Regions from separate parts of the Homo sapiens genome. Here regions 1, 2 and 4 are each linked to region 3. A link is a loop called in an ENCODE intact Hi-C map of the cell type or tissue named here. Cell type or tissue: heart left ventricle. All regions are shown on one strand. Each heading gives the region's core, and the rest is flanking DNA. Links, peaks and the distances in the headings are about the cores only. Region 1 has its middle 33 kb from the start of C6orf15. Region 2 holds the start of DDR1 (discoidin domain receptor tyrosine kinase 1). Region 3 overlaps PPP1R18 (protein phosphatase 1 regulatory subunit 18). Region 4 has its middle 6.1 kb from the start of DDR1.

Region 1 (5,317 bases), core at 906-4,905, 400 kb before region 3:
GTACCAACCCCTAATTCTCTCTTCCTAGAAGTAAAAGCACTTCGATGCTCAATTAGTTTTTATCTTCCTGTTTCTTAATAACAAGTTATATCAGTCAGGGTTCAGTGCAGCAACTAGAGATTACGCTAGGTAAATTAACAGGAAGACATTTTACAAAGGGTATTAAGAGCTTTTGAAATCTTTATAAGGGCTGAGGGCACAGGTTCTAAGCTGGGCTTTATGGAATGATATCCAGAATTATACAGATCTACTAGGTTTTCTTTTGATCATTTGTCTATGAATTTATCACAAATTTGTCAGCAGATTCTATAGAAGTCTATTTTTTCTCTGCAGTCTAATGTATTACAATTAATCAATTCCCTCTTTTTCTTGGTAATATCTTTCTGTAACCAGGTAAAGGAATTTTCTTAATCCCTGAGGTTTTGGCCCCAAGCCTTTTTTTTTTTTCTTTTTTCTTTTTGAGATCCACTCTGTCACCCAGGCAGAAGTGCAGTGGTGAAATCTTGGCTCACTGCAACTTCTGCCTTCTGGGTTCAAGAAATTCTCTGCCTCCGCCTCTTGAGTAGTTGGAATTACAGGCATGTGCCACCATGCCCAGCTAATTCTTTTGTGTGTTTTTGGTAGAGACGGGGTTTCACTATGTTGGCCGGGCTGGTCTCAAACTCCTAGCCTCAGGTGATCCACCCGCCTTGGCTTCACAAAGTGCTGGGATTACAAGCAGGAGCCACCATGCCCGGCCTCCAAACCATTTTAATCTGGACCTGCGGATCCCTAGTTCTCCTACACAGCAACCTCCTGGGATTTTCATTCTCCTCACTCTTTGGAGGATCCCACATCTTTATCTCTCCTGATCTAATCCCTTACTTTGATGGAACTTCCTAAGGAAAGGGGCAAGGGAGGGCAATTTTTGAAATTTTGTCTGAAAATGTCTTTTATATTATGATTACATCTGATTAATAGTTTTACTGAAAATAAAATTCCAAGTTGTAAAATTTACACCTAAATTAGGAAAGCACTGCTCCACTATCTTCCAGCTTCCAGTGCTACTGTTGAAAAGTCCTCAGCTAGGTGTTATGGTGCGCACCTGTAATACCAGCACTTTGGGAAGCCAAAGTGGGAGGATTGCTTGAGCCCAGGAGTTCAAGACCAGCCTGGGCAACGTAGTAAGATTTCGTCTCTACAAAAAATAAAATTAAATTTAAAAATTAGCTGGGCATGGTGGTACGTGTCTGTAGTTTTCAGAAGGCTGAGAGGGGACGATCCCTTGAGCCCAGGAGTTCAAGGCTGCAGTGATCCATGATTGTATCACTACGCTCCAGCCTGGGTGACAGAGTGAGATCCTGTCTCAAAAAAAAAAAAAAAAAAAAAGGAAAAGAGAAAGAAAAAAAGAGAAAACCCTATACCATTTGAGTTTTGATCTTTTTCATGTGACCTGTTTTTTTCTTTTTGTCCAATTTTGGGATTTTTCTTTTTGTCCTCAGTATTTTTAAAATTATGGTAGTATGCCTTGGATTTCATTCCTTTTGTTAGACACTTCTGTTAGACACTTGAGGTCTATCTCACTTTGGAACCATATCTCTCAGTTCTGAGAAAAGTTCTTGAATTATTTCTTTGATAATTTCATCCCTTCTGTTCCCTCTGTCTATTCTTTCTAGAAATCCTCCTATTCATCCAGATGATCTAATTTTCATATATTTTCTATACCATCTACATTTCTTTTCCTTTTTTTTTTTCTTTTGAGATGGAGTCACCCAGGTTGGAGTGTAGTGGCACTATCTCGGCTCACTCCAATCTCCACCTCTCTCGGGTTCAAGCGATTCTCCTGCCTTAGCCTCCCAAGTAGCTGGGATTACAGGCGTATGCCACCACGCCTGGCTAATTTTTGTATTTTTAGTAGAGACGGGGTTTCACTATGTTGGTAAGGCTGGTCTCGAACTCCTAATCTCAAGTGATCCACCCACTTCCGCAACTCAAAGTGCTGGGATTACAGGCCTGAGCTACTGTGCCCGGTCCCATCTACATTTCTTTACCCTTTGCTTCTTTTTAGAAGATTTCTTCAACTTTAAATTTTTTATTTAATAATGTGTTCTTTTACCATGGAGAAAATATCGTCTCTTATGTTTATGAAAATATTAATTGCAGTGGATTTTATTATTTGGCTCTTTGCATTCTCTAAATTTCCTCTTCTTCTTCTTCTTCTTTTTTTTTTTTTTTTTTTTTTGACAGGGTCTCTCTGTTGTGGTCCAGGGCAATGGCTTAATCACAGCTCAATGAAGCCTCGACCTCCCGGACTCAAGTGATCCTCCCATCTCAGCCTCCTGAGCAGCTGAGACTACAGGTGCACGCCACCGCGCCCGGCTAATTTTTGTACTTTTTGTAGACACAGAATCTCGCCATTTTGCTCAGGCTGTTCTTGAACTCTTGGGCTCAAGCGATCCGCCCAGCTTGGCTTGCGAAGGCACTGAGATTACAGGCGTGAGCCACCGCGCCTGGCTTTATATTCCTTAATTCTTGTGTTTTCAATACCTGTCTTTCATGTCAGTGGTTTTCATCCCATAATGACTAGTTTCTTATCAATGTATTGCCTCTCAACCGTAAATCCATCCTCTTAACTGATCTGTATTGAATTAAGCGGTTCTCCTTCGCAGCCAGCACAATATTAAGCTTTCTCAGTAGAGGGCGCCGGAGGGACACTGCCAGAGGAAAGAATTTCTTTTATCTCTGGTTCCGGGAGCTATGGTTTGTGATTCTTGTTGCTCCTGCGGCAGGGCCCATCAGTGGCCAGGTGGGAACATCCGGTGGTCTCTGTCCTAGCTGCGTGCTGACAGCATGCGTTCCCCCAGCGAGCTGGCCCTGACGTGGACCCTGCATGCCCCAGGCCTTGCATGCAGTGAGTGGGCTCCCGATGCCGCGACCCCCCCAGTTTCCTGCTTGCTCATGACTGTTCACAGGCTTTGGCCTGGGCATCCCAGGGAAATAATCTGGTACCTGGTGGGCACATGCACACTTTCTGCCTTGAGTTCTGAATCCAGCTTTGGGGTGGGGATGCTTCCACGTGTGTCCTTCTTTGGGTACTCTCCCGCGGCCCTACAGCATTCTTTGGAGTTCTCTGCACGTCTTTTTAGCCTGTTACAGCCAATAATTCTTTCTAATAATAAACTTTCTCTGCTCAAATTGGGGCTTGGGCTTTGTGAATGATACAGTAATCCTTGGCTTAGTTAGATCTTAAGCTGTTTGGAAACTCCAGGTGTGTGTGTTGGGGATGGGGGGAGGTTTCAGTGGGCTTCACCATAGTGCAAATGGGCTGAACTGTTTCTCCAGAAGACCCTTGTATTAGGGTCTAGTCAGGTGAAAGAAAAAAATCCAAATATTTAAACAGAGGTAATTTTGTTTTATTTTATTCTATTTGAAAAGGAATTTCACTCTGTTGCCCAGGCTGGAGTGCAGTGGCACAATCTCGGCTCACTGCAACCTCGGTCTCCCGGGTTCAAATGATTCTCCTGCCTCAGCCTCCCAAGTAGTGGGATTACAGGCACCTGCCACCACACCCAGCTAAGTTTTGTATTTTTAGTAGAGACAGGGTTTCACCATATTGGCCAGGCTGGTCTCAAACTCCTGACCTCAGGTGATCCACCTGCCTCGGCCTCCCAAAGTGCTGGGATTGCAAGCGTGAGCCTCCGCGCCCAGACAGAGGTAATTTTATATAAAGGATTGTTAACCACATATTGAGATCTAAAAAGACAAAAAGAGCACTGAGATACCGCAGAGGTAGAACGCGTGGGAATCAGGAATGGGGCAACTGCCTCTCCCTCAGTCTTGGGGAACTGAGGGAAGAGGTCAGTATTATTCAATGGGAGAATCTGGGAGGATGGCCCCACGGAGCTAGAATTCAGTTTCCTAAGGAGGAGCCTGGCCAGTGAGCCGGTATCACTGAGGCCACGGGAAGAGGCCTTTGCCGGGAGTGAGGAAGAACCACAGTTTGGGACTTGCTACTGCTGCTGGACCAGCTGTTGCTACAGGGCTGAAGATCCTCGGCTGTGGTGATGCCGGCAGGATTGGGAGGCCAACAAGGGAAGGGATCCCTTCTTCCTCCAGTGCTGACACCTCCCTCTACACCTAAGAGGGAGCCAGCTGGGAAGGAGAGAGTGGAAGAGGGTTTTGAAGTCAAGTGACAGTAGCTTAATATCCGTCAGAACCCCCTTACTCCTGTGTTCCTAGGTGTTTTTCCTTGTCTGGTCAGTTTCTCCAGAGAAGGTTTCTCTATTAATCGGCCTGGGGCAAGTCTGGCTGCTGGAGTTCTCAGAACCAACTTCATGGAGGGGACCAGGAAGCCTTACTGTTCGATAGGCAGGCTTTTACATAATCCTAAATGACTTTTTCTTTTCTTTTATTGCTTCTCTTATTTTATTTCTTTTATTATTACTTATTTTCTATTTTTTAAATTATTTTATTTTGTTTTCTTCTGGCCACATAAAGCCAGAAGGCCATAGGCTATATATATATATATGTAATTTTTTTTTTTTTGGTAGAGCTGGGGATCTTGCTCTGTTGCCTAGGCTGGTCTTGAATTCCTGGACTCAAGTGATCCTCCTGCCTTGGCCTCCCAAAGTGCTAGGATTATAAGCATGAGCTATCACGCCCAGCCTTAAATGATTTTCATTGTGGTTCCCAGGATGTGGCATGGTTCAACGCCTCCAGCGAGCAAACCACTCATTAGGGTGGAATATAGGGGGTCACTCTGCCATGTGCGTTGAGTTAGGAGATCTAGGGTTCTAGTGGCTTCTTACATAGACCATCAGCCTCTGGTTCCAGGCCTCTTGCACACTCACGTTTGGGATACTTGGTTTCTCCATTCCTTACTGGGGTTCTGCTATGTGAAATCAGCCTGCTTCTGGGATTCTCCCACTGACATTTTACCTTTAAATTTCTCTTATCTGCTAAGACCTTTGTCTATTTGTTATCCAGATCATTATTCTCTATTTATTTAGATTGTGTAGTCAGTTTCTCTCTCTCTCTCTCTCTCTCTCCTCTCCCCCCGCCTTTTGTTCTTGTCAGTCCTTGCCTTTTAAAACCCCTTTATCACATTTTGGTGGGATTTCTGCTGGGAGCAGAGATGGTTGTGTTCAATCAGCTACATAAAGCCTGAAGGCCCGGCCAGGCACAGTGGCTCAGGCCTGTAATCCCAGCACTTTGGGAGGCCAAGGTGGGCGGATCATCTGAGGTTAGGAGTTCAAGACCAGCCTAACCAACATGGAGAAACCCCGTCTATACTAAAAAAAAAAAAACAAAAAACTTAGCCAGCCGTAGTGGTGCATGC
Region 2 (5,317 bases), core at 679-4,678, 210 kb before region 3:
GTACGTCTAGAAGGAGAGAATATATAATAGAATATAACAATAGAATACAATATAACAAGAGTTAACATGAACGGGGCAAAAGAAAAGCAAATTTAAAAAGACAGGTTGATTGTACTATTTTTCTAAATCTTGTAACATAAATGCATTTATGTAAAATCATAAGATATGTAAAAGAATATGAAAATCATTTTGACTTTTAAAAAATAAATATGTCCCAGGAAAGGTTGGGCAATTCCTTGTTGAGGATATGATAGAATTAAACATCAGATAAGCCTGGACCAGCTCACCCTGCTGCCCTCCCACATAGGAGTCCAGAATTCTAAGAGAAGGGCAGAGGGGACCCCAGCACCTTCTAGTCTTACTGTCCCCTATAGCCCTCTAGGCCCAGGGTGGTCCCTGGACCATCAGCAATACCTGGAAGCATGGAAGAAATCAGAATCTCAGGCTCACCCTTGACCTGCTCAATCAAAATCTGCCTTTTAACACAATTCCCAGGTGACCTGTGCCCATTAAAGTTTGAAAATCCCTACTCTGTTCCTCAGGCCCAGGAAGCTTACCCCACATAAAACTATTCTAAATGGCATCTCCTTACAAACCCAAGTAACTACTCTCCCCTCCCCTGCTGCAGGAAAAGCTATCCTAACCTGTACTGGTCTCAGAGCCCTGTACTGAAGTCTCCAGGCCCTGGAGTCCTGAGGGACTCGACTGCCACCTCTTATCAGGTTCAGGGCATCTTGGGCCCAGTTATCCCTGCTCTGCCTTCCTGAGACCCAGACATCCAGTCCCCCCAGTTCCCACTTCCAGAAGGTGGCTGCCTCTGAGGGACTGAGGAAAGGCTGAGTTGCCTTGGAGACGAGGGCGGGTCTAAAGACAAGGAAGGCAGGTCACCCCAGGAGGTAGGAGGAGTGGGGGATACTCCCCCATCCCTTTGTCCTCCTCCAGCTGCTCCCACAATGCACTAGGGCAGGAATGTAAGAGGCAGCTGAGACCCCAGAGCTCTGAAGCAGCAGCTGAGGGGGACGACTGAGTTGTGGGGGGCACTCAGAGGCTAGAACCAGAAGGCATCACGCCTGGTCCCTTAGGGTCCAGCGCCGGGGAGCAGGCTGCCAGAGTCCCAGGAGACTGGCTTGGAATTCCTGGGTGCCGCTCTCCAACCCCACCTCTCTCGGGAACAGCGGGGCTCTTGTTCCCCTAAGTAACCTTCATGCCTATCCCAGATGAGTCATCAGAGCCACACAGAGCCGAGAGGAGCCCGGGGCAGAGATACAAAGGCAGGCAGAGGATACGAGGCAGGCGGAGACAGAGCGAGAGCCACAATGCAAGAGGTAAATAGAGCAGGCTCAGAAACACGGGGCACAGAGCCAAGCAGAGGAACACGGAGAAGCACAGAGACGTCTGGGCTGTCTGTTCTCCAACACCCCCAGTCACCTCATCTCTCTCCACTGGGTCTTCAGTCCACAGTCAGAGACCCAGAGGGCAAGAGAGGACAAGCCCAGAAGACCTTCCCCAATCCCACCCCCTTCCACTCCATTACAACCAAAGACAAACCAGGGGCCAGGCCACCCTGCCTCAAGCCCTTCACGCTCCTCTCCCAACCCCCAAGTCCCACTCAGACAACACCCACACAGCTCTGTACACACACACACGGTGAAACACACAAACTTACTGAACTGGCTGTAAACAGCGAGGCTAAATGTGGCATGCACACACCCACCTCTCAGTGTCCCTGACAACCCTCACAGAGTTTCTGAGACAGAGCAAACACAGAAGCTCATGCATACATCAACCCGTCCACACCTTGGCATTCCTTCAAGTCCAACCCCATCGCTCAGTGAATAGCCACCTTCAGACACCTGTGAACATGAAATGACAGACACCACATGCTCCTGTGACCAAAAGACAGCATGAGACACACACACCCGGGCCCTTGGGCACAGGATCCCCAGAGAACTGGGGCCCAGCCTCTAACACACATGGGTGACCAAGCCAGAGGGACGTCGAGGGGGCAGGGAACAGGTGGGCGCTGGGTGGGAAGAGTGGCAATAAGGACAACAGCCTTTCCCTGCCTTTCCACTCACTCCCCTTTCACCTGTCTCCACCACACCACTCAGTCCTGGACACACCTACAGGCCCTCAGCAACAGCCAGCGAGCTTGGGCGCCTGCCTCTGGCTGCTGGAAGCGCTGGGAAGAAATGTTCAGCCAAGAGCCAGGCATGGGGGGGTGGGACCCTGAAGCTGGCGCTCACCGGCAGTGACATTCTCTCATGCCAGAGCTAATTGACCATCCAGCCGGGAAGAGTGGTGTCACTGGTGGGTTAGAGTGGCAGTCCCTCTTTTTGCTGGACTGTGACCAGACTGACCAACTGGGTGTTGGCTGAGCGGAGGCTTAGCAGTTAGATGCCCGCAGGGACTGGCCAGGTGGAGGGCAGGCGATAGATGAGCTGACTCAGTGGGGCTGCACAGGAGCACCTCCTCCCGGGGCTCAGTTCCTCCGCACTGAGTGAGAGGGGACTTGCCTCAAGGCTGGAGGCTCAAAACTCTTTCTGGGAGGTCACGGGCTTCACCTCCACCCAGTCCCCGCCCCCGGTTTTCAGACGGTATGCCAGAGCATCGGGGAGGCGGGCAGGGAGGCTTAGAAGAGCTGGACGACCAAGCATGGCTCGGGACGTCCTGCCTCCCCCGCCCCTCGCCCTGCAGGCGCCGCCGCGCGCCCCCACCCCAAGAGCCCCAGGCCTCCGCCCGCGGGTTCCGCCGCCGCTCTCCCTACCTCTCATCGCTCTTCCCGGCAGACCCAGGCGTCCGACCCGGGAGCGGGGCCTCTTCGGCGGCGGGGCGAGGGGCGGGGGAGGCGGAGGGAGCCAGGAGCCGGGAGCCGGGAGCGGGAGGCGCCGGCGGGGCTCGGGTGTCGGGAGGCGGCTCCCGAGAGCAGCTGTCGGGGGCCTGTTCCGGGGAGAGGAGCCAGGGCTGGGGCGGCTCGGGCCCAGGCGCCGCCTCCCCCTCGCCTCGGCTCCCTCCCTTCCTCCTCCCGCTCCTCGCTCCCCTCCCTCCCCTCGGCCTTCTCGCCGCGCGTTCGGGCTCGCAGCCCTCCCTTCCCCCTCCCGGACCCAGTAGTCCCAGTGGCTCCCACGCCCGGCGCCGAGCTCCAGGCCCCGCGCCCGCCACGCCCACCCCGCGCGCTAGCGCCCGGCCCGGCCTCCCCCAGGTAACCCGCCCGCCAAGCCCGCCTGGGCGCTCCCAGGCCGCCCAGCCGCCCGCGCCGCTGCCTCCGGCCGGCTCCGCGCCCAGCCCCCTCCACCCACTCGCAGCCCACCCCCGCTTCCCCAAACGAGAACCTCCAAAGCTGGCGCCCCAGGGGGCTGGCTGCAGTCCCGCTCAGGGCCCACGAGGGGAAGACGCCCCTCCTACTTCTGGGATCGGTTCCTGGTGGGAGAGGCAAAGGGGAGCAGCCCCAGGGCACAGAGGAAGAAGCAGGTTCCCACAGGCTCGGCCCAGCCCAGCTGCGGGAGTTAGCCCAGAGAAGGGAGCAGAGCTCAGGTCTCAGGGCTCACCTGTCCAGCCAGGCCCCAGACTGCTCTTCTCCCTCCACCAACCTTTGCTCCTCTCTCGCAGCCTGTGCGCTCCCGCCCCTACGACCCAACCTGGAAGGCCCCAGACCCTGAAGGCGGGCCCACTCTCTTCTCCTTCTCCTCTCAGTTCCTCTCTCTGAAGGGCGTTCTAAGGGACCCGGGGGTCCAGACGCCCAGGCCCTGATTCCCCTGGGCTCCCAACGGAGTGGAGTGGGAGGGGGACTCAGGAGTCCTCAGGGCAAGCCTCCCTCAGGCCCAGCCAGCTCTGGCCGTAGTGGGCCAGAGGGTCTGATCACTGGCCAGAAGAGGCCAAAAATGAGGCCAGGACAAAGTTGAGTGGTCGGGAGGAGGAAGAAGAGGAGCAGGAGAAGGATGGAGGCACACTGAAAATCACACACAGTCAAAAGGAAGGGGACCAAGAGACCCAGGGAAGATGAAACAGTGAGACTGAGTAGGCAAAGCAACTGAGAGAGCTACTGGGCAGAGGATGGAGCGGGACAGAACAGCTTGTGGTGGGAGGTGCTTTTTCCCCACTCAGCACTACCTCAGCCCCTCACCTCTCTCCACACCCCCACACCTGCTCACCACCTAGACAATGTCACGGTCACAGGAAGTTCTCGCTCCACTGCACATCTCCGCCCCAGGAACCTCACAGTAGATAAAAACATACCCTGCTTGCAGTCCCAGACAACAATCCCAAGAAAGAAACACGAAGTCCCAACCAGACAAGTACACAAAAGCACTACCAGGAAGAAGCTGGCCCTTGGGAAAGGCCGAGGCACACATGGGCACTAGTTCAGAAGCCCAAGGACGTTCCAACGGCTGAGGGACCTGCTAACAGACAGCCCCAGGGTCACTCGAAGAGCAGCTTCTTCCCGCCTTCCTGTCCCACCAAGCCCCCAGGGATTCATTCCCCCAGAACACCTACCCCTCCAGAGAACAGCAGCTGGGGAATCTAGGCCCAGGAGACGCTGGACTGGGGGTGGGGCCAGCCTGGGGGTGGGGCCAAGGCTTCCCAAGTCACCTCACCTGGCAGCCCACAGCCCCTCCTTCCAGGAGCTGTGCTCTGGGAAAGCCCCAACAGGCCTGCCAGGCAAGCTACAGCCCGTCATACCCTGGTGGGACATTCCACACCCCAGGCCCACGCTGACCCCAGCTAAGTGGCATGGCAGTGCCAGACAGAGGGGTCCACTGGGGAGAGCAGAAGGAGCTAGAGAGTCCTGAAACCTTTGTCCCCTCTTCTCACTGCCTCAGGAGAAATTCCTAGTGGTGATGCCCACCTCGCCCCAGCTCTAGGCTGGAGGAGTGGGAGGGATGCAAGGCTGGGGCCCAGTGGAGTCAAGTGACAACGGAAAGGGAGCTGGAGCCAGCTGGAATGCGGGACTCGGAGCCGAGATTCCCAGGGGCCTGAGAGGGAAATCCCAGCCATCCTGGGGCCCAGAGAGCAGCACCAAAGACCAAGAGGGCCTGATTACCCATCCGTGGTCCCCAGAGCCCATTCCACATCTCCTGCATCACTCCGAACCCCAGAGGCCCCCTGTGTCCCTGAGAACCCCCAAATGACCCTCTACCATCCCCTCCCATCCTGGGCTTCCCTCCCCTTCAAGCCAGTGGCAGCCTGCTGCCCAGGAAGGAGAGGATGGGAAACAGCTGAAAAAATGTGAGGAGAGGCACGTAGGAGAGGGGAGAAGGCAGCTTCAGGCCTGCAGACCACCTGGCCACAGGAGGGAAGCCCAGCACGACCAGCGAGC
Region 3 (5,317 bases), core at 1,309-5,308:
GGTAAATCTGTCAGTTACAGAAACCTAAGCGGTCCCTTCTGAGAACTTGGGATATAAGCAGTCTGGCTGCTGTCACTAGATTCTACCAGCAGTTCCACAGACATGAACTGGGGGTCAAATGTGTACAGGCTGGACCACCCGCAGATCGTTTCCCCAGCATTGGTCCTCTGATGGCACCTCATGTGAGGTCTGAACAAACCCTAACCTCTTGCATTGTACCAACTTCTAAGCTCCTTTCTTTTTTCTTTTCTTTTCTTTTTTTTTTCTGAGACAGTCTCGCTGTCTCCCAGCCTGGAGTTCAATGGTGAGATTTCGGCTCACTGCAACCTCCACCTCCCGGGTTCAAGTGATTCTCCAGCCTCAGCCTCCTGAGTAGCTGGAATTACAGGCGCACGCCACCATACCCGGCTAATTTTAGTATTTTTAGTAGAGACGGGGTTTCACCATGTTAGCCAGGCTGGTCTCGAACTCCTGACCTCAAGTGATCCACCTGTCTTGGCCTCCCAAAGTGCTGGGATTACAGGGGTGAGCCACCTTACCCGGCCCCAAGCTCCTTTCAACAGCAGACATGAGTATAATATATTAGTAAATTATCTAGTAAGTTAGAAGGTGGTAAGTGATTATGGAAAAAAAAATAGAACAGTGGAACTTAGAGGGTCAGGAGGTAGGGGGAGTGAATATGGAGACTTCAAAATAGGGTGATCAGGAGGGTCAGAGCCATGGGGATATTTTGGGGGAGTGTTCCAGGCAGAAGGAATAGCTAGTACTGTTCTGGTCCTGAGGTAGGAGTGCGTGGAGGGAACCAAGGCCAGTGTGGCTGGAGTGGAGGAAGAGGCCAGAGAGGCAAGGGGAGGGTGGCATACTGGGAGCACCCTGTAGGCTTTGGTCAGGCTCTGGGCACCTTGGGGGCAATCAAGTAGACTTTTTTTTTTTTTTTTTTTTGAGACAGAGTCTTGCTCTGTTGCCCAAGCCGTAGAGCAGTGGCGCGACCTCGGCTCACTGCAACCTCCGCCTCCCGGGTTCAAGCAATTCTCCTGCCTCGTCCTCTCGAGTAGCTGGGACTACAGGTGCACGCCACCATGCCCAGCTAATTTTTTTGTATTTTTAGTAGAGACAGGTTTCACCATGTTGGCCAGGATGGTCTCAATCTCTTGACCTTGTGATCCGCCCGCCTCGGCCTCCCAAAGTTCTGGGATTATAGGCATGAACCACCGCGCCCAGCCTGGAGTAGACTTTTTGCTCCAAGTGAGATGGGGAGACACTGCAGGGTTCAGAGCCAACAAGGAGTAACATATACAGTTCCTGAGTTCTACCTTCCCATGGGGACCCAGGTGTCATATCTGGTTTTCTTTTTTTTTCTTTTTTAGAGACAGTGTCACTCTATTGCCCAGGCTGGTCTCGAACTCCTGGGCTCAAGAAATCCTCCCGCCTCAACCTCCCAAAGTGCTGGGGCTACAGGTGTGAGCCACCATGCCTGACTGGTGTCATATTGATGCAGCTCTTAACAACCACCTGCCCAGCCACCCTTCTGGCTTCTCTCTTTTCATACCTCAGTTCATTAGGGGACTCAGGGATGTACGGCTGACCCCAAGTCTTCCCAAACAGATGCCAGGGAAGGCCTGAGTAGATCATTTGGACCTTTCCAAGTAGTTCATATGGAATCCTCCTGCTGTCTCCCTAATCCCTTTGGCTCCTAGACTTAATCCCACCCTGCCCCTTCCCCCTGAGCTTCTTAATAGGGCAAAGGGGAAGGGTAGAAAGGCAGTGAGAACAGCTGGGACTCGCCTGCTCTTGGGACAGTGTGATTACCAAGGGTTTTCTGTGCCCTGTCTGGTATTTTGTCTCTGTGCCTGTCCCTTTGGGCACACTGTGGACCCCCACCCCAGGTTTGTGTGGACTTTCCTTTCTGCCCTTGTCATCTCCCCCAGCCTTCAGGGTGTCAGCGGCTCATCTTTCCCCTGTGTGTTGCTGGAGTCTCTTGGTTCCTCTCGGCCTTTCTGTTCATCTCCCATCTCTTCCTAGGCCCTAGACTCCCTTTGCTATGGATAGGAGAGGAATGAGGAGAGTAGGAGGGAACAGGTGCCCAGGGTCCTGGGTTTTGCATAGGACAGCAAGGGGCTGTGGGTATGAAAACCTTGCTTTTGTCTGAGACTCGCTCCCCAGCCAGTTCTTTCCCCACTGGCCAGTCTGCTGGGCTCCTCTGGGAAGTTCACTCGATTGCCCCCAAGGTGCCCAAAGACTCGGTTCTGATCACAAGACTTATCGCCATGTATTTTAATTTCTTTTTACCCCTCTGCCTCCCACACTCGAAATAGCAGGGACCTTGGTCTTATATTATTCACTTCTGCCTCCCAAGCCCCTGCCAACGTACAGGGCAAAGTCTGATGTTTTGAAATGATATGATCGAAGAGGGAAACTCTAGAATTGGAGAGCCAGTATGGAAAGGAAAACTGGATCCCAGAGTGGATGGGGAGAGTGAGTGGGGCACCTGAGTCCAGCCCCCACCCCCACGTTCCGCCAGTCCCACCTGCTCCCTTGCAGACTCCGCCCCCCCCGCCCCCGCTTTCTCTCCCTCAACCCCCGCGGGCTTCTCCCCTGCTGACCTTGCCTCCTGCCCCCTTTTTCTCCCTCCTTCAGCTTAAGATCTCCTTCAGCGAGACAGCCCTGGAGACCACGTACCAATACCCCTCCGAGAGTTCGGTACTGGAGGAGCTGGGCCCGGAGCCTGAGGTCCCCAGTGCCCCCAACCCTCCAGCAGCCCAACCCGACGACGAAGAGGATGAGGAAGAGCTGCTGCTGCTGCAGCCAGAGCTCCAGGGCGGGCTGCGCACCAAGGCCCTGATTGTGGGTAAGCGGAGGCTCCGCCGGCCCGAGGGCGCCCCCTGCTGTCAGAGCGGGCGCTGTGGTCCAGGAGAGAGGAGGGAGGATTACATGTAGGCACTCGGAAGGGGCTTGGCGGGTCCTCTGGTTCAACATGCTCCTTTAACAGATGGGCAAACTGAGGTCCCCGGCAGTGAAGTACACATTGAGTCTTCAGGTTTCAAAACGAGAACTCTTCCTGAGTGCTGTAATCTGGTCAAAATCACAGGGTGGGTCGACAGGCCTGAGTTGGAATTCCAGCTTGTCTCTTTAATTGTGTGATCTCAGGGAAACCATCTGATCTCTTGCTTTAGTTTATTATTTATGAAATGAAGTTAATAATAACTACCTCCTGTGGCTCATGCCTGTAATCCCAGCACTTCGGGAAGCCAAGACGGGTGGATCGCTTGAGCCCAGGAGTTCAAGACCACCCTGGGCAACATGGCAAAATCCTGTCTCTACAAAAAAATTGAAAAATTATCCAGGTGTGGGCCGGGCACGGTGGCTCACGCCTGTGATCCCAGCACTTTGGGAGGCCGAGGCGGGCGGATCACGAAGTCAGGAGATCGAGACCATCCTGGCTAACACGGTGAAACCCCATCTCTACTAAAAATACAAAAAAAAATTAGCTGGGCGTGGTGGCGGGCACCTGTAGTCCCAACTACTTGGGAGGCTGAGGCAGGAGAATGGCGTGAACCTGGGAGGCGGAGCTTGCAGTGAGCCGAGGTCGTGCCACTGCACTCCAGCCTTGACAACAGAGTGAGACTCCGTCTCAAAAAAAAAAAAAAAAATTAGCCAGGTGTGGCAGTGCGCAGCTGTGGTTCCAGGTACTTGGAAGGCTGAGGTGGGAGCATCGTTTGACCTCAGGAGTTGGAGGCTGCAGTGAACCAATATTGCACCACCCACTGCACTCCAGCCTGGGCAACAAAGGAAGACCTGTCTCAAAAGAAACAAACAGGCCAGGCACGGTGGCTCACGCCTGTAATCTCAGCACTTTGGGAGGCCGAGGCAGGTGGATCACTCAAGGTCAGAAGTTCAAGACCAGCCTGGCCAACATAGTGAAAACCCATCTCTACTAAAAATACAAAAATTAGCTAGGCATGGAGGTGGACACCTGTAATCCCTGCTACTCGGGAGTCTGAGGCAGGAGAATCACTTGAACCCGGGAAGCAGAGGTTGCAGTGAGCCGAGATGACGCCACTACACTCCAGCCTGGGTGACAGAGTGAAATTCTGTCTCAAAAAAACAGAAACCAAAAACTACCTCCTAGACTTGTAGAAAATATTAAGTAATTTTATTTATTTATTTATTTATTTATTTTGAGACAGCGTCTCCCTCTGTCGCCTGGACTGGAATGCAGTGGCACAACCTTGGCTCACTGCAACCTCTGCCTCCCAAATTCAAGCGATTCTTGTGCCTCAGCCTCTCTAGTAGCTGGGATTACAGATGTGTACCATCACACCTGGCTAGTTTTTATATTTTTAGTAGAGACAGGGTTTCCCCATGTTGGTCAGGCTGGTCTTGAACTCCTGACCTCAAGTGATCCTCCTGCCTCAGCCTCCCAAATTGCTTGGATTACAGGTGCTCCAGGCCAAGATTAAGTAATTTTTTGTGAAGCACCAAGAGCCACAGCTGGATATCATATTACTTAATCTCTCCTGGAGTTATGGTGAGATTAAACAGTTATAAGGATGCCTGGCACAGAGTCCGAGCTAAATGAGTGATGGATGTGGTTACTGGTGGTAACATGCTTTAGATATGGAAGATATTATAGGACTTCCTGCATGCCAACTGCCCTTCAATTTGTGTGGGGGGGAAGGGTGGGCAGAAGGCAGAGGCTCTCACTCATTCTCTAACATTATTGCCCCCTCTCCCACAGATGAGTCCTGCCGGCGGTGACCATCTTCCAACATAGGGATATACCTCCCTCCTTCTTATAACTGAAGATCCTGGAGCCCGGAAGATTCAGGGCAGACAGACCCTGATAATGAGCCTGGCAGGGAAGGGCAACCAACATCTTGTAACTTGCTTTCCCCACCCTGTTTCTGGGGGCAGAGCCAATTGCCCAATTTCTACCCTAATCCAAAGTCCCTGGTGTGGGTGGGGTTAAACGTGCTGGTGCATCCTAGGTCATCCAAGAGTGAGCGCCAAGTCCTGAGAAGGGGCACAGAACTCCCTGGAGGGTGGAGATGGAGCACCTGCCCCCCATGGCAGGGTACACTCTCCCCACAGCCTTCCTCCCCACCATCCCGTGGGGACTCTCGGGATTTAAGCACTCGTCTCTCTGGGAGGCCCAGACCCCACTCCATTTATAGGCACATCTCCTTCATTTCCTAGGTCACTGCCCCTTTGTTTACAGCTCCTGCCTCCTCCCTTGACCACAGCCTGGTTTACAAATTCCATCAGCTCCCAGCCCCACCTGCCAAAGTCCCAGGTTTACAAGCCACGCTTACTTGCT
Region 4 (5,317 bases), core at 806-4,805, 200 kb before region 3:
TGGGGTCGGGTCTGGGGCTGCCAACGCTGCCTGGCTTTGTCCGAGCGTCCGGGGCCCCGGGCCCAGGAGGAGCAGCTGCCCGGGCCAGCTGCGGCTGGCTTCAATGTGACCATGGCAACCAAGTCCCGCTCCCCTCACCGAGCCTCTAGGCCCCCGCAGAGAGGGACTGAGCAGCCTGGCTGTGGAGAAAGGGAGGGGAGGCTGAGAACTGTGAAACAGAACCAAAGGGAGACCCCAGACAAAGAAACCCCAGACAAAAGGAGATGAAGGGAGGCAGAGGAAACAGAAAGCGGCATTGGGGGTGGTGGCCGGGAGCTCAGGCCCTCCAGAGGGGGAGAATCTAGGAGAGGCGGAGAAAGAGGCAGAAGCAGGGGCTGATTTGCAGGGGAGAAGAGAGATTAGAATTGACTGGCAGAGGTCCTTTAGAGACTCCTTCTGGGCCCCTGAGAATTCACTTCCTTCTCCCAGGATTTTGCACCCTGGAGAGAACCAGAATCCCAGTTTCTTAGTTGGCTGTCTCAAAAATATTATATATGGCGAGAGCTTCCCTCCAATTACACCAATGGCCATAGGAAATATCTGAAAACAAAAGGTGCTCTCAGTTTTCACAAACAACCCCAATTTCAAAGCCTAAACCATCACCTCTTAAATACCAATGGCAATGGTGCCAGTTGCGGTGGCTCATGCCTATAATCCCAGCACTTTGGGAGGCCAAGGAGGGCTGATCGCTTGAGCCCAGAAGTTCGAGACCAGCTTGGGCAACATGGCACAACCCCATCTCTACAAAAAATACCAAAATTAGCTGGATGTGGTGATGCGCACCAGGAGGCTGGGTGGGAGGATCACCTGAGCCCGGGAGGTCAAGGCTGCAGTGTGCCATGATTGCACCACTGCACTCCAGCCTGGGCAACAGAGCAAGACCCTGCCTAAAAAAAAAAAAAAAGGGCATTGTCAGACAATGTTCAGACAATCCTTGGTTTGGAAACTATGATCCCAAAGCCAAAGGTGATGAATTAGGCTTGGAGGGACTGGAGGAGGGAAGAGGAGTAATGAGGCCGCCTCTCACAGCATGCAAGAGGAAGCAGAGTATCAAATGGGAGGGGAGAAAGCAGGGCTCTGCGTCTGAGAGGGAGAGTTAAGGTTCCGACTCAACATCTGGCTTCTCTTGGCTGAGTCTACATCAGTAAGAGGGAGATAATGGTCACTGGCCCAGAGTCTGTTTAGAAGATAATGAGATAGCATCTGTAAGGTACAGGCCCACTGATAAAAGCAACCATCCAAACTCCACTAAACATGATCTCTCTCTGTGGACTTCTCATGTGTCACTTGGGATCTCTGAGTGCCACCTCCCAAGTCATTCCACAACAGTTGTTATTAAGAGTTTGCTTTGAGAGGCCGAGGTGGGTGGATCACCTGAGGTCAGGAGTTTGAGATCAGCCTAGCCAACATGGTGAAACCCCATCTCTACTAAAAATAGAAAAAAATTAGCTGGGTGTGGTGGTGCGCGTCTGTAACCCCAGCTACTTGGGAGGCTGAAGCAGGAGAATTGTTTGCACCTGAGAGGTGGAGGTTGCAGTGAGCCAAGATCACACCACTGCACTCCAGCCTGGGTGACAGAGGGAGACTCTGTCTCAAAAAATAATAATAATAAAATAAGAGTTTGCATAGGGCACCAGGTGCAGTGGCTCATGCCTATCATCCCAGCACTTTGGGAGGCCCGAGTCAGGCAGATCACCTGAAGTCAGGAGTTCGAGACCAGCCCGACCAACGTGGTGAAACCCTGTCTCTACTAAAAATGCAAAAAAATCAGCCAGGCATGGTGGCGGTTACCTGTAATCCCAGCTACTTGGGAGGCTGAGGCAGGAGAATCGCTTGAACCCGAGAGGTGGAGGTTGCAGTGAGCTGAGAATGCGCCATTGCACTCCAGCCTGGGATACAAGAGTGAAAGTCCCTCTCAAAATAAATAAATAAATAAATAAATAAATAAAAATAAAAGAGTTTGCATAGGGCAGGGCTCTGACAGCGAGAGCTATGAAAGATGCATTCAGTAATGGAACCCACTCCCCACCTTCCAGGCCTTTACAATCTAGAGAGTGTTAGGCGTATATATGTAGTCACAGAAGACAGAACACCGTGCTACAGGCAGAGCTGGAAAGGGTCATGGGAACCCAGGGAAGGAGGAGGCCAGGTCCTCCTGAGTGGGACAGGAGACAAGACTCAGGAAGACCTCAGGGAGGAGCTGGAGCTTGAACTGGGCCTTAAGTCATGCTAAGATTTGCAGAGATGAGGCAAGGCCATTCCTGGCCAGAGAAGCGGAGGAGCCAAGGCAGGGAGGCGTGAATATGGCTATGTCCAAATGCAGCCTCACCTGGAAGAAGGGTCCATCCCATGAGTGAAACCAGAAAGGCAGATTTGGAACCTATCATTGAGTAGTTTGGCTTATTCTGAAGGTGAGGAGAAAGAACCTTGGGGTTTTGAGCTGGGAAATGACATGTTTAGATTTGTGTTCTTTTAAAAGTGGTTTTTGGCAGCAGCATGTGGGATGCAGAGTTCAGAGTAATGGCTGAGGGGAGGGAGGAGTTAATCCCACTTTATCCTGTGTACGTCCCATGGTGCTCCCCCTAAGCCTCCAGCCAGGACAGCAGTGCACATCCTAGGTGTTTTACTAGCATTTTCAACCATCCTGTGTTTGCCTCCTCAGGGCCCTCTGACATGAGTGGGGCAGGGCTCTCATAAAAAGAAAACCTTGTAATCCCAGCTACCCAAAAGCTGAGGCAGGAGGATGGCTTGAGCCCCAGAGTTCGAGGTAACAGTAACTATGATCACACCACTACACTCCAGCCTGGGTGACGGAGCAAGACTCTATCGCCAAAAAAAGAGTGAGAAAAAAGAAAACTAGGCCCAGAGGGGCTGCGATTTACCTTAAATTGCAATAGCAATTTAATTGCCACTTAATGGCAAGTGGCTGCTTCCTACCCAGAACTTCCCCTGGATTCCTCCATCTCAGTCTTCCAAAATGGAAAGGGGGATGTAGAATGGCTCCCTGGGCCTCCAGACTGGACCGACCCTGGACCGACCGCTAAGCCTGGTGAGTCCTGCCTCTGCGGAAGCCCGGCCTTGATAAACTTATCGGAGTATTCTTTAGGCCTTATGGTCCGGACAGTGAACAGGAAGGCCACTTGGGGGCGCTTGCTGCACAGGTGACCAACTCCAATTACTGGAAAATGGAAGGAAAGTGAAAGCGGCCAGGAAAGAGATTCAGGCTTGGGCAGGGAATGGCAGGAAGCACCCCAAAGCAGCAGACCCAAGAGAGAGGTCAGAAAGGCTGACTGGAAGCCCAGGGCAGCTGCGGGGCTATTTAGGGTACAATGACCTAATTTGCACATATAGGAGATGTTGTCATTTATAGGCAGAATGTTAGAATCTTCACTTTCTCTTTTCTATTGTCCTTTGCTAAAAAGCCTGTGGAATTCTCAGCAGCGTCTTAGGATCCCTGAGCCTTGCTGTGAGCCAGGCTCTGCTCTCAGCGCTTTCCAGAGCCATCTCATTTGGCCCACACAGCAGTTCTGTGATGTGGCATTTTGAAACATGCCCACTTAGGGTAGAAACTGAGAGTTAGAAAAGTTGCTCTCCATCCCCATCCCCCATACACACACAGTAAATGGCAGATCTGGAATTCAGATCTCAGTTGTTTGTTTATTTGTTTTATAGAGACAAGCTCTCTGTCACCCAGGCTGGAGTGCAGGGGTACAATTATAACTCAATGCAACCTCTCAAGCCATCCTCCCACCTCAGCCTCCCAAATAGCTGGGGCTCAGGCACCATCATGTCCTGTTATTTTTTATTTTTATTTTTTTGAGACAGAGTCTCGCCCTGTTGCCTAGGCTGGAGTGCAATGGCACGCTCTCGGCTCACTGCAACCTCTGCCTCCCGGGTTCAAACGATTCTCCTGCCTCAGCCTTGAGAGTAGCTGGGATTATACGTGCCCGCCACCACACCCAGCTAATTTTTGTATTTTTAGTAGAGACAGGATTTCACCATGTTGGCCAGGCTGATCTTGAACTCCTGACCTCGTGATCCGCCCGCCTCCGCCTCCCAAAGTGCTGGGATTACAGGCATGAGCCACCACGCCCAGCCATTTTTTGTTTGTATGTAGAGATTGGTAGAGATAGGGTCTCACCATGTTACGTAGGCTAGTCTCAAACTCCTGGCCTCAAGCGATCCTTCTGCCACAGCCTCCCAGTGTAATGAGATTACAGGCGTGTGCCACAATGCTTGGCCCAAATCTGAGTCTTTTTGATTACAGAGCCAAAGCTAGGCTGGAGGATCTCAGCCACCATTCTTTTTCCAACTCTAGAGGTCTATAATACATTCTTATCCTTTCTCTCTAGTCCTTGAACATCTTGGAACATTGTCATTAACTCCTCTAACTTCTTTTATCTCCCAAGAACACTGGTGGCCCAAATTATTCTTGTGTACAAAAAATGTACAGAGATCCAAAAATGGTAAATGCTTACCTCAAGGTCACCCTGGAAGTCAAGGTCAGTGCTAGGATAGTGTTCTCAAACTGAGGTCTCTGGACTCCTGAGGACTCGTGAATACCTGTGAAAACTATTAAGTTCCATGTCTAACTTTCCTTAGTAGCATTTGAAAAGTGTTATAAGCATGTTTTGGGTCATTTGTAACTGATCCTGGCCCTGCTTGTGAGTACCTGCATTTGCATTTACCTATTTATAGCTTTAATTGTCTTGGTCGCATTTGTACCAAGTGAAGGCCAGGAGACAAGTTCTAACAAAGATTTCTTAGTAATTTGAACAGACATGAGAAGGGGAAGAATTGAGTCATCGCCAGGCACACAGTGGAATATTGTGCCAAGTGCGGAAGAACCTTCATCAGGCAGTACATGGTCTGTTGCCAGCAGCAACTTCATTTCAGAAAAACACTATTTATTACATTAATGTTAAACTTGTCTTTATACTTTTGTTTGTACCTATGGCTACTTTGCTTTGGTTTTATAACTGCTTAACTACTGAAGCATAAGGAATTCATAGTTAGTTGTGTTTCCACACATTTAAATTATAAAAATAATTTAAGTCCATGAAAATTGTTTTCCTTCCAAAAAGGTCCATCCATACATTACTCAAGTTCTTGCTCTCACAGTAGGTATAAACTAAACCTGGGCCATCAAGAGTCTCCAAGGAAAACTTGCAATGATGGAGTCCCTGTTAAAGGTCAAAAATCTCCCCGACCCTCAAGATCCAGTGCAAGTGAAGCAGCCAGTTGTCTGGGGTAAATACCCGGGGTTTGCCATCCCATG

The links. Peaks named below come from ENCODE experiments on the same cell type or tissue, not always from the same donor. Only the 100,000 strongest peaks of a DNase experiment are listed, where the experiment ranks them.
Region 1: a loop joins it to region 3, with 7 times the contacts of the local background. A loop is called at or near these places in 25 of 110 quality-filtered maps.
Region 2: a loop joins it to region 3, with 6 times the contacts of the local background. A loop is called at or near these places in 62 of 110 quality-filtered maps.
Region 4: it touches region 3 in a loop (8-fold over the local background); 61 of 110 quality-filtered maps call a loop at or near these places.

The regions. Positions count from the first base shown.
Region 1 is chr6:31,077,323-31,082,639 of GRCh38, reverse strand. No RefSeq gene overlaps it. Among named protein-coding and RNA genes, the nearest start is that of C6orf15, 33 kb to the left of the region's middle. RefSeq lists an enhancer at 2,876-3,408. In heart left ventricle, for the core only: CTCF peaks have their summits at 2,481 and 2,681 (motif pointing right); a DNase peak (open chromatin) is centred at 2,701; H3K4me3 peaks cover 288 bases.
Region 2 is chr6:30,882,161-30,887,477 of GRCh38, reverse strand. DDR1 (discoidin domain receptor tyrosine kinase 1) reads right to left here and starts at 2,959. Exons shown (of 18, transcript NM_001297654.2): 1 at 2,768-2,959. RefSeq lists enhancers at 552-1,058, 2,074-2,581, 2,651-3,424. In heart left ventricle, for the core only: no CTCF peak of the experiment used is centred there; DNase peaks (open chromatin) are centred at 1,277, 3,027, 3,442 and 3,707; H3K4me3 peaks cover 2,886 bases; H3K27ac peaks cover 3,846 bases.
Region 3 is chr6:30,676,710-30,682,026 of GRCh38, reverse strand. PPP1R18 (protein phosphatase 1 regulatory subunit 18) reads left to right here. Exons shown (of 3, transcript NM_133471.4): 2 at 2,638-2,848; 3 at 4,739-5,317. The coding sequence ends at 4,758. Among named protein-coding and RNA genes, the nearest start is that of DHX16, 6.4 kb to the right of the region's middle. RefSeq lists an enhancer at 1-43. In heart left ventricle, for the core only: a CTCF peak has its summit at 2,888 (motif pointing left); a DNase peak (open chromatin) is centred at 2,846; H3K4me3 peaks cover 1,437 bases; H3K27ac peaks cover 692 bases.
Region 4 is chr6:30,875,760-30,881,076 of GRCh38, reverse strand. It overlaps a transcript of DDR1 not described here. Among named protein-coding and RNA genes, the nearest start is that of DDR1, 6.1 kb to the left of the region's middle. RefSeq lists enhancers at 1-386, 3,152-3,653. In heart left ventricle, for the core only: a CTCF peak has its summit at 3,176 (motif pointing right); a DNase peak (open chromatin) is centred at 3,176; H3K4me3 peaks cover 744 bases; H3K27ac peaks cover 1,025 bases.